Linked DNA regions of Homo sapiens: region 1 is linked to region 2. Evidence: chromatin contacts called from ENCODE Hi-C or POLR2A ChIA-PET data. All regions are on one chromosome and are shown on one strand. The core of a region is the stretch at or near the end of the contact, and the rest is flanking DNA. Distances in the headings are between cores, read along the strand shown.

The links. A loop is a pair of places that touch in the nucleus more often than their neighbours do. ChIA-PET counts read pairs that join two places held with the same protein, here RNA polymerase II (POLR2A). Pooled maps may share reads with other maps.
Region 1: a pooled map shows a loop between it and region 2 (2.3-fold over the local background). The contact joins two enhancer-like sites. A Hi-C loop is called at or near these places in 1 of 168 maps with a recorded cell type or tissue (endothelial cell of hepatic sinusoid), 10 of 37 single-sample maps with no recorded cell type and 10 of 50 pooled maps. POLR2A ChIA-PET finds 5 or more read pairs at or near these places in 5 of 52 experiments (AG04450, B cell, GM12878 and 2 more).

The regions. Positions count from the first base shown.
Region 1 is chr14:89,268,701-89,273,765 of GRCh38, forward strand. The region is part of intron 4 of FOXN3 (forkhead box N3); the gene reads right to left. Among named protein-coding and RNA genes, the nearest start is that of FOXN3-AS3, 79 kb to the right of the region's middle. Within about 2 kb of position 2,336, at least 4 of the 41 ENCODE cell types and tissues checked have a DNase peak (open chromatin) inside an H3K27ac peak, as active enhancers do; they include B cell, where a contact is called at or near this core.
Region 2 is chr14:89,327,808-89,333,272 of GRCh38, forward strand. All of the region lies in intron 3 of FOXN3 (forkhead box N3), which reads right to left. Among named protein-coding and RNA genes, the nearest start is that of FOXN3-AS3, 20 kb to the right of the region's middle. RefSeq lists enhancers at 2,308-2,557, 3,497-3,546. Within about 2 kb of position 2,629, at least 6 of the 41 ENCODE cell types and tissues checked have a DNase peak (open chromatin) inside an H3K27ac peak, as active enhancers do; they include B cell, where a contact is called at or near this core.

The DNA.
Region 1 (5,065 bases), core at 1,086-3,585, 59 kb before region 2:
GGTGGAATTCTGGCCTGGACTGGGCCACGTGCCTATCCCTCCACCAGTCACTAAGGCCAGGGAGTTTCTGTAAGAAGCTGGCACCTCCCATTTGGAATCTATGGGAAGTGGAGGGGTGGGAGGAGAAAGCTGTCCTGACAGGGTTCCTGGAACCCATACTGTCCATGTGAGCCACCGCAACTTGGGCCCATGACAGCTGCAAAAAGTGAAAACTTCATAACTATTTCTTTTCCAGGCCATGCATGGCAAAACACAGAGACAAAAGTCTCCCAGAGCCTGAGAAATACAATACACAAATGATCAGCACACAATCGACCTTTATACATGTCACAGCCTTCTTGTTTCTTATCACAATATCCTCACAAAATTCCTCAAAATGTGGGAAATGAATCCACAACTAGGACGTTGGGAGCATCTCTACTGGCAGACGTCATCAACACCAAGACCTGTGGTTCTAACTCCAAACTGCAACTGTGTCAAATTAGCAGGACCAGATCATCCTGATCAAGCCCCATTAGAAATCACAGCCTACGGAAAGAGGGGCCAACCAGTGTATGCTGCGGTGACCATGAGGTAGGGAGAAGTTCAGCACAAGCCCTTCAATGACTTTGTAAAGTTCCGTATCACTGCAAGTATGGCTGGCTGTCTTGCAGTCTCCCTGTGGTCTCTGAAACTAGTCTTTGCAAATGTCTTAGTCTAGTTTGCATTCTTGAAACCAAGGGGTTAATTTGATCGGATCTGCCTGTACTGCTTGCTTTTGGTCACTTGCTTTTTGTTTTGTTTTGTTTTTTTTTTTCCTTTTTCCATGAAGCTGAGGCCTTGCCACTGAATGCTGGAACTTGACCTTCACTGGCTACTTTACAGATAACATTCATAGGTCACCACGGTAATGGTCGCAACAGTTGTTTTTCAGAAACTAGGGCAAGCTCCTGTCCAGTTCAAACCAGTTAGGACCACTGCCCCTTCAACTGGGCCTGAGCAAGTGCCGGAGAGGTGGCCTTTTGACATTGGAGGGCCAAAAGCTCCACCTCCCCCAGATCACGCTAATGCTGCCATTTACTGAACATACTTCCTTTGAGATGCCATGAACCCCGACTATGCTTGTGCAGAATGAACCTGTTACTTCATTTTTTCCCCATTGCCAATCACTTTTCCCCACACGTTAGACCACCCTGCTTCCCTAACCCATAAATATCCCCGAGCCTTGTCTTCAGGGAGGTGGATTTGAGAGCTGTTCTCCTGCCTCACTTGGTACCTTTCTGAACAAATCTTTTCTCTTTTGGAAAACCCTCCATGTCACAGTGATTGATTCGCTGTGCTAAGGCAGAACGGACCTGGACCTGGCTGGAAGCGTTCTAACACAATCAGAGGGACAGATCACAAGCAATTCCAGCCCATCTCCAAGGAACTTTCTTTTTCTGTCACATTTCTGCAGGATCTTAGTCACTCAGAAGGGTCAGAAAGGATAGCCAGTCAGGACTCCTATTCCACTCCTTCCATGGCCATCCTGTGGGTATTTGCCTTATGCATCAGGAGCTTCAGAGAGACTGAAAACAGTTTGAAACATTCCTGAAGGTATCACTTCGGTTCAGCTGGGGAAGGATCTATGTTACTATTGCTTTTGCTGTTGTCTGTCGGGGGTGGAAGGTACTGAACATCTTAGGAAATTGCAAGACATTGCAGAAATGCTATCATAAGCATCATTAATTCTATTTATTGGATACCCAATCATCACCAGGCACTGTGCAGGTCTCTGTCCAAACATTATCTTTTAATTCTCACAAAATCCCATGAAGTAAGTACTACTATCTATTTGACTGACTGGAAAGGAAAGGCTCAAACTCATTGGATGAGTTGCTCGAGGTCACTCAGCTGGTGGGTGGCAGAGGCTGGCCTTTGAACCTAAGGTTGGCCAGCTCCAAGGTCCATATACTTCTCTCCTAGTTATGCTGCCTCCTCTGGAGTGAAGTGTGGCAATGGCACCTGCTCTTGGAGCACCTACTAAGTGCCAGGGATGCTACACAGATCATCATCAATCCTCATAGTAATCTTGCAAGAGGGATTTTTTTTCATTGTATAGCAGCTCAAAGAGGGTTAGAAAACTTCTCCAAAATCAGGTGGCAATTAGGAAGCAAGGTGTGGAATGGACTCAAGTATACCTGACTTAAAAGCTGAGGTCATTTACCCTATGCCTGTGTGTCACGACTCACAAAGGCCAACAGGGGACCTGGGGAGAAAGACGGGCAGAGGGATGGCAGGAGAGATTCATTCTGAAAGTTCACACTTGGCACTGGTAAAGGCCTGAGGGCAGGGGCCACATTCACTCATGCATGTGCACATACCTGCACACACACACACACACCCACTCCCATGTCACGTGCACCGCAGCAGGTACTCCCCAGAAACTCTGAGCCACACCTTTTGGTTGTCAAGGGAACCAAACAGGAACACAAACTTGACCCCTTGCAGTTTATAGGTGGATGATTTTAAGTCCACGTCTGAAACTGTCATGCAAACAGCTCGCTCAGAATATATTCTAAAGAGTTATTCTTCCTCATTAAAATCTCTTGGCAATTGTATAAAAATATTTCTAGACTTCCATTTACAGTTCAACAGAATTTCAAGGGGAATGACTTTTTCAATTGTATTTTAAGACTGAGCACTGTGATAAAAGCAGGTTCTGCAGTGCAATGTGATCCAAGGTTGTTTAATCTTTATATTTTATAATCTAACTGATATAATTTAATAGACTAGAAAAACATTTTTAAATGCTCAAAAATTAAATAAGGAAAGATTCCTATACATGAATTATAATTGGTGTAAAATTACTTGTATCTGCATCTGTCTATCTACTAATATAAAATTCACATAGACTAAAATAAAATATTCATTCTATTAAAGAATGGGTGGGTTCCTCTCACTGTGTTAATCTTTGAATGACTAATTTTAGGATTTCCTTTTTTCTCTATCTAGTTTTTAAAAATCATAAAGTGAACTGTGTAGGAACGAGGAGGGAAAATGAAGCACCTTAATTACTTAAATGAAAGAAGACAAAGTTTTCATTTCCATCTTTTTGTCTTATTGTAAATTACTTATAAACGTAACAGGATTCTCCCTCAGCCCTAGTCTGCAAAACACTGTAGAACACCCAAATATCTAAAGTAGAAAACTGTTTAGAAATATTTATGCCATTTTGAAGTAAAGACTGGTGTGAGTTCAGGTTTCTGTGACTTCGAGCAGAACAATTGCTTCAGGCCTTGTTTCTCCCATCTACAAAATGGTAGTAACCATATCAAATGCATAAGGCTAGTACAAAGAAATAATGCAGGCCAGGTGCAGTGGCTCATGCCTGTAATCCCAACACTTTGGGAGGCCGAGGCGGGTGGATCACCTGAGGTCAGGAGTTCGAGACCAACCTGACCAACATGGTGAAACCCCGTCTCTACTAAAAATACAAAAAAATTACCCGGGTGTGGTGGCACGCGTCTCTAATCCCAGCTACTTTGGGAGGCTGAGGCAGGAGAATCGCTTGAACCCGGGAGGCGGAGGTTGCAGTGAGCTGAGATCGCACCACTGCACTCCAGCCTGGGTGACAGAGCGAAACTCTGTTTCAAAAAAAAAGAAGTGATGGTTGCACAATGCTGCAACTATTAAATGCCTCTGAACTGTACACTGTAAAATCATTAATTTTATGAGTCTCACTTCAATTAAAAAAAAAGGTATAGGTATTACATGTGGATGGTAAAATTAGGAGTAATTATATCTTTAGATTGTCTATTTTCTATAACAAAGACATATTATTTTGGTAACAAAAGCAATAGATGTTATTTGGGGTGGGCAGGAGGGACTGACATTAGAAACAAAAATTAAGCTGCGAGCGGTGGCTCACGCCTGTAATCCCAACAGTTTGGGAGGCTGAGGCGGGCAGATCACCTGAGGTCAGGAGTTTGAGACCAGCCTGGCCAACATGGTGAAAACTCTGTCTTTACTAAGAATACAAAAATTAGCCGCGCATGGTGGCGCACGCCTGTAGTCCCAGCTACTCGGGAGGCTGAGGCAGTAGAATCACTTGAATCTGGGAAGCATAAGTTGCAGTGAGCCAAGATCACGTCACTACACTCCAGCCTGGGCAACAGCGCAAGACTCTGTCTCAAAAAAAAATTAAAATAAAATAAAAATAAAATAATCCTAATTTGAGGAGAAAGAGGCATGCTAATACAAAACCCCAGAGCCCTGAAATTTTTTGCTGAAATTGGCCTCCTATTCTTCTATGAGGGGGCTCCTGCCCCTTCCTTCTTTGTGAAACTCTGCACCTTTCATTTCAGTGATTTCCCCAGTTTCGGACTGAGCCGCTGCTTCTTCATGGCCACTGTTGTTTGCTACTACATCTCTCACTGCTGTAAACCTAGCTCTTGAATATGGGTCAGCTCTCTGGACCCTTTTCCTCTTTTCCATTCTATAACCTCCTGCAAAGCTCATCTATGCCCATAACCTATGCCCATAAGCTTCCTCCCCGCCCTGATTCCCCTCTTCCGAAGTCCAGCCTCAGTTTCCACCTCCTACTGAACAGTTACCCTGAAACATGAGATTAAGCCCACACACACCCCAGCAGGGACCTGGCCTGGAGGAAGCTCTTAATAAAGGCCCTCGATTTCCTGACTTCTCTGTTTCTGTTCACAAAACTGCCATTTTCTCAGTGTGCATCACTGGATTTTGGTTAAAATGGTTACTATAGACGGGTAGCGGGAAGAGCTGAAATTAAAGTCAGACAGGAAAATACAGGATATCTGACTGGTATTTTCCCAGATTCCACACCAGGCTGTAGCCACTGGGGAAGAAGGGGGGTAACTGGAGATTGGGCAAATTTGGAACCTCAAGAGATGGCAAAGATCAGAATCAACCAAAGCCTTCTTTTAAAATTGCATTTCCTTGTATTTTTAAAGTAACTTAAGACTGTGTTCTGCATGTTCTCACTGACCACATAAAACCTTGAGAGATCAGAGCTGCAGACCAGCAGCCCTGTAAATTCACCGCTGATTGTAAGCAAAAGCAGCTAGCTGACTCT
Region 2 (5,465 bases), core at 1,379-3,878:
AACATTATAATAAGCAGAGGCTACCAGAATCAGAAGGAACGTTAGAGATGATCTAGCCCAACCACCTCATTTTATAAACCTAGGGAGGGAAGTCCATTAAGATGAAGTGACTCAGGTTTACAGGAATTAGCACACAGCTAATCAGGGCCAGTGTCAACACTAAAAACCCAGGTTTTCAGACTCCCAAATAGCATTCTCCCAGACCACAGGCTAATGCCTTCCAAAATGTCACCACTGTGTTTCAGTACTTCAATACTTGGGAAGAGCTTCAAAACAGCCAGGATCGTTAAACTACAGCACTTTTGTACAGATGACCGAAAGCAAGTCTCATGTTACATTAGATTTGTTTACAAGTCCATCTTTCTAACTGGAGGTGTACGCTCTGATGACAGGAAACCTGGCTCAGTCATCAAGGATCCCAAGTAACCCGCACAAAGCATGGCACACAGGAGTTCCAGCAGCCCTAGATGAATGGGCGAAGAGACATTCCCACCAGCAGCCCTGGATGAATGGGCAAAGAGACATTCCCAACAGCAGCCCTGGATGAATGGGGGAAGAGACATTCCCACCAGCAGCCCTGGATGAATGGGTGAAGAGACATTCCCAACAGCAGCCCTGGGTGAATGGGTAAAGAGACATTCCCAACAGCAGCCCTGGTTGAATGGGTGAAGAGACATTCCCAACAGCAGCCCTGGGTGAATGGTTAAAGAGACATTCCCAACAGCAGCCCTGGATGAATGGGGGAAGAGACATTCCCACCAGCAGCACTGGATGAATAGGAGAAGAGACATTCCCACCAGCAGCACTGGATGAATAGGAGAAGAGACATTCCCACCAGCAGCACTAGATGAATGGGCAAAGACACATTCCCACTAGCACAGCCTCAAAGGGAAACGGAGGCTTGGCTTTTTGGAGGATGGCCCTTAGGAATCCATCTGGGGCTCCAGAACAGGTAATTACATCACAGATAATTCCATGATCTCAAATAACTGACACCACGACAAGGGTAGAGCTTGACAGGTGATAACAAGATAAAGAGCAGGTACCATCCTCCATTTAGATGTGGAAGAGAAAGATATAAGACGTGCAATGAAATAAGCTGCCTATGTCATTCAGCCATGGGACTGGCACAGAAGGAAAAGAGGACAAGTAGTACTCAGAGGCCACGGATGCAGGCCTCCTCCATCTCAGCTTACCTGCTCCTGTGCTCAGCTTATAACCATGCAAGGCCTCGGCCTGCCATCTGGGAAATACAGCAAAGTAGATGATATAAGAGAGGCCACCGACCCTCACCACTGTGCAATTCTTCGGCAGCTGGACCACACCAGAAATCATGTTGCCCAAGATATAGCACCCCTCACGGAACCAAGCCTAGTACATGGGTAACAGATTCATTCTGACATAGATAGTAGGTGTTAATTTTTCCCAGGCTGTGATGCTTACACACCCTTTAATACTAATAAAGCAGGAATCAAACCAAAACCCCAAGCTCTTTTTCATTATTATTTCCAGAATATCCATGGAAAAAGTCCTCAACATTTAAAACTCGGAACATAGCAGAAGGGATTTGGGGTGTGCCAGTGGTCCTCAACTGGGGTTGGTTTTGCTCCCCAGGGAACATCTGGCAATATCTGCAGACGTTTTCCATCACCACAACTTGGTGGTGGGTGGGGGTGCTACTGGTACCTGGTGGGTAGAGGCCAAGGATGTTTCCAGACATCCTACAAGGCACAGGACAGCCTCTCACAATAAACAATTCTCTGGCCCCTGCCGGACGCGGTGGCTCAAGCCTGTAATCCCAGCACTTTGGGAGGCCGAGGCGGGCGGATCACAAGGTCAGGAGTTCGAGACCATCCTGCCTAACATGGTGAAACCCTGTCTCTACTAAAAATACAAAACAAATTAGCCGGGTGTGGTGGCGGGCACCTGTCCCAGCTACTAGGGAGGATGAGGCAGGAGAATGCTGTGAACCCGGGAGGCGGAGCTTGCAGTGAGCCGAGATCGTGCCACTGCACTCCAGCCTGGGCGACAGAGCGAGACTCAGTCTCAAAAAAAAAAAAAAAAAAAAAAAAAAAAAAAAGAATTATCTGGCCCCAAATGTCAATAGTACCAAGGCGGAAAAACCCTGGGTGGACCTAAAACTCACAGACTATGCTAACGGTTTCAAGATCATTATCATGATGTGTGCCAGCCATCCCTGCTCCCCCGCCATTTGTGGTAAAGTTCAATGTAACATAAAAATAAACTATTTTCTTAGCTCCCAGTAAGCCCAGTTAACTATTTTCACTGGTGGAGTTAGAGAGACATCCTCCAGGTTTCCTTTAATGCTGCTGCTGACTTGAGGGCTGCAGAGATTCTGACAGGGTGGCTGGAAGCACAAACCTGTTTGTCAATAACAGTGGAGGGGCTAGAAGCACAGGGGTGCCTGCCAGGTAGTAAGAAATCTCCAATGCCCTCAAATAGAGCCAGCGGTAGACTCCTATCTGCCACAGCTTGTACGGGCAGAAATTGCCCTGCACTGGGAGTATCAAAAATCTTAAGTCAGCTACAAGAAAGAAACAGACATCCCGCTTCTGCTACCCAGCTGCCCCTGACCTCATTTCTGGCTCACCCCGAGTCTTCTGACTCTCATATCCAAACATGTGAAGCAAGAGTACAGAATGGAGCCAGCGTGAATCACTGTAACTTGTGGGTAGGAGCATGTCGCTTGAATTGCCATTTGCAGGGAGCCTGGAGGTCTTGCAAAGAAAGAGGGAAGAGTAAAGAGAGAAAAGGCTATTTGTTTATGGGTTAAGGCTAAAGACCAACTGATGAAAGGGGTGAGACCAAAAGAAAAACCATAAACGATGTTTTTCCTTGGCATTCCAAAAGCAAATTGTGGGTTTATCCAAATGCTGCAATTGGAAAAATCAGAGCTATTAGCACATGAAAGGTCATTGGCTAAGCATCACTCGCTGCTGTAAAATGCATCACCTGTGGAAATGCCAGCAGTCATCACCTGCCAGGGATTCCAGAATCAAGGCCACACTTGGCCACAGTCGGTTCCATGGATTCCTAAGGCCAGGGAGCCTGTCCTGTTTGCCTCAGAATCCTCAGGACCTGGGCCCACCAAGGGGTAGGCTGAAGGAATAAACGGCTGCTGGAATGTGAAATGAGGTCTGTCTACAAGAAATGCTACGTTGTTCTGTTTCCTCTTCTTCTTTTGCGCCTAGATTCATTTTGGAATGTGTGATAAAATACACAAAATATGAAATTTGCCACTTAAACAATTTTTTAGGTGTACATACAGTTCAGTGGCATTTGGTGTATTCACACTGTTGTGCAACCATCCCTACTATTTATTTCCAGAACTTCTTCATCATCCCAAACTCTGTACACATTAAATACTAACTCCCCATTCCCACCTTCCCCCAGGCCCTGGTAACCACTAATCCACTTTCTGTCTCTATGTTATTTGTCTATTCTAGGAAAACTTCATATAAGTGGAATCATATGATATTTGTCCTTTTGTATCTGGCTTTTTTCACTCTGCATAATGTTCAAAGTTCATCTATGTTGTGGCCTGTGTCAGAATTTCATTCTTTTCCAAGGCTGAGTAATATTCCATTGTCTGTACAAGACACGTTTTGTTCATCCACCACCTGCTGATGGACGTTTGCGTTGTTTCCCTGAGTGTTGCTTTTTAAACAGGATGGTCTATGGATTTAGCAAAAGCAGTGGTGAAGGGGACTGAGGATGAAGAACAGACTCAGACTCAATCTGTTACTAACTCCCCGTGTGATCTTAGGACCACATGGGTCTCCTCTGTGTTTTCAGTTGTAAAATTGAGGAACTGAATCAGACCAGTCTTCTCCAGCGTATTTTTGGCCACCATTTATAGTAACAAATAGGCTTCATTCTGACTGAGTTCACACAAATATACCATACATAACTGAAACAAAGGTTTCACAAAATAATAGCCTCCTCTGTGCAATGCACTCTGGTATTTCTTATTCTACTGTATTATTTTTTGTAAAACAAAAAGATAGTTGTAACCCCTACATTGATTTCATAACCCATTACGGAGTGGTAATCTTTATTTTAGATTACTTGTTCCCAAATTGGTGTTCCTTGGAATATGTTGATCAGTGTGCTGTGATTTTTTTAATGTCTGTTTGATAAAATGTAGGAAATATCTTAATTTTGGCTTACTACAAAGAAGTTATAATGAGCTGCGTTTCCCAAACTTATTGACCACGGGCAACTTCATGTATACTCAAAACTAAAGTCCTAACAACCCCAGGAAGCTGTTCATGTGGTGTCCCACCTAAGGACTCTAAACTGGGTGATTTTAGGTTCTTTTCTGCTGCAATATTCTATGATTAAGACACTAATTCTCAACATGTATTTTCTGTTGAACAGCGCAGAGAGGGGCAGACACCCTGCACAGTTAACTATGACTCACTAAGTCAATGATTTTAAATACCATATCCAGCTCTCCAGGGTCAGGAAAATTATATACATATATTTTAATAACAGACTTCATCTTTTAAGAGAAATTTTAAGCTCACAACAAAAGTGAGCAAAAAGTACAGTCAGTTCCCATATACCCTTACCCCCATCCCCGGTCTCCATGGCCTCTCCCACCATCAACACCCTATATAATTTTCTTAATGTCCCTCTTGTGATTCTGATGCTTCACTCCTTGTCCCTTAATGCTGGTCTAAAGACTTTGTTAAAACGAAATTTTCCAGACAAAAATCCACTCAAGATGGATTAAAACTTTAATTCAATGTTAAGACTTGAAACTGTTAAACTAGAAGAAAACAAAGGGGGAAAACTCCATGACATTGGTCTTGGCGATGATTTTTTGGATACGACACCAAAAGTACAGGCACAAAAGCAAACATAAGTGGGACTACATCAAACTAAAAAGTTTTTTGTACAGCAAAGGAAATAGTCTACAAAATGAAAAAGGCAACCTACAGGACGGAGAAAATACTTGCAAAGCACATATCCAATAAAGAGTTAATATCCACAATAGAAAGGCACTCATACAACTCAACAGCAAAACAAAACAAAACAAAAAACTAAACAAATCCCACAAATAACCCAGTTTAAAAATGGGTAAAGAACCTGAATAAACATTTTTCTAAAGAAGACACACAAATATCCAGCAGGTATATGAAAAGGTGCTCAACATCACTAATCATCAGGGAAATGCAAATAAAGCCACAATGAGATACCACCTCACATCTGTAAGAATGGCTACTATCAGAAAGACTGTCTGTACTGGTGAGGACATGGAGAAAAGGAAACTCTAATACCTTGTTGGTGGAAATGTAATTTGGTTCAGCACCAGGCCGGGCTCGGTGGCTCACGCCTGTAATCCCAGCACTTGGGAAGCCGAGGCAGGTGGATCACGAGGTCAGGAGTTCAAGACCAGCCTGGCCAAGATGGTGAAACCCCGTCTCTAATAAAAATAC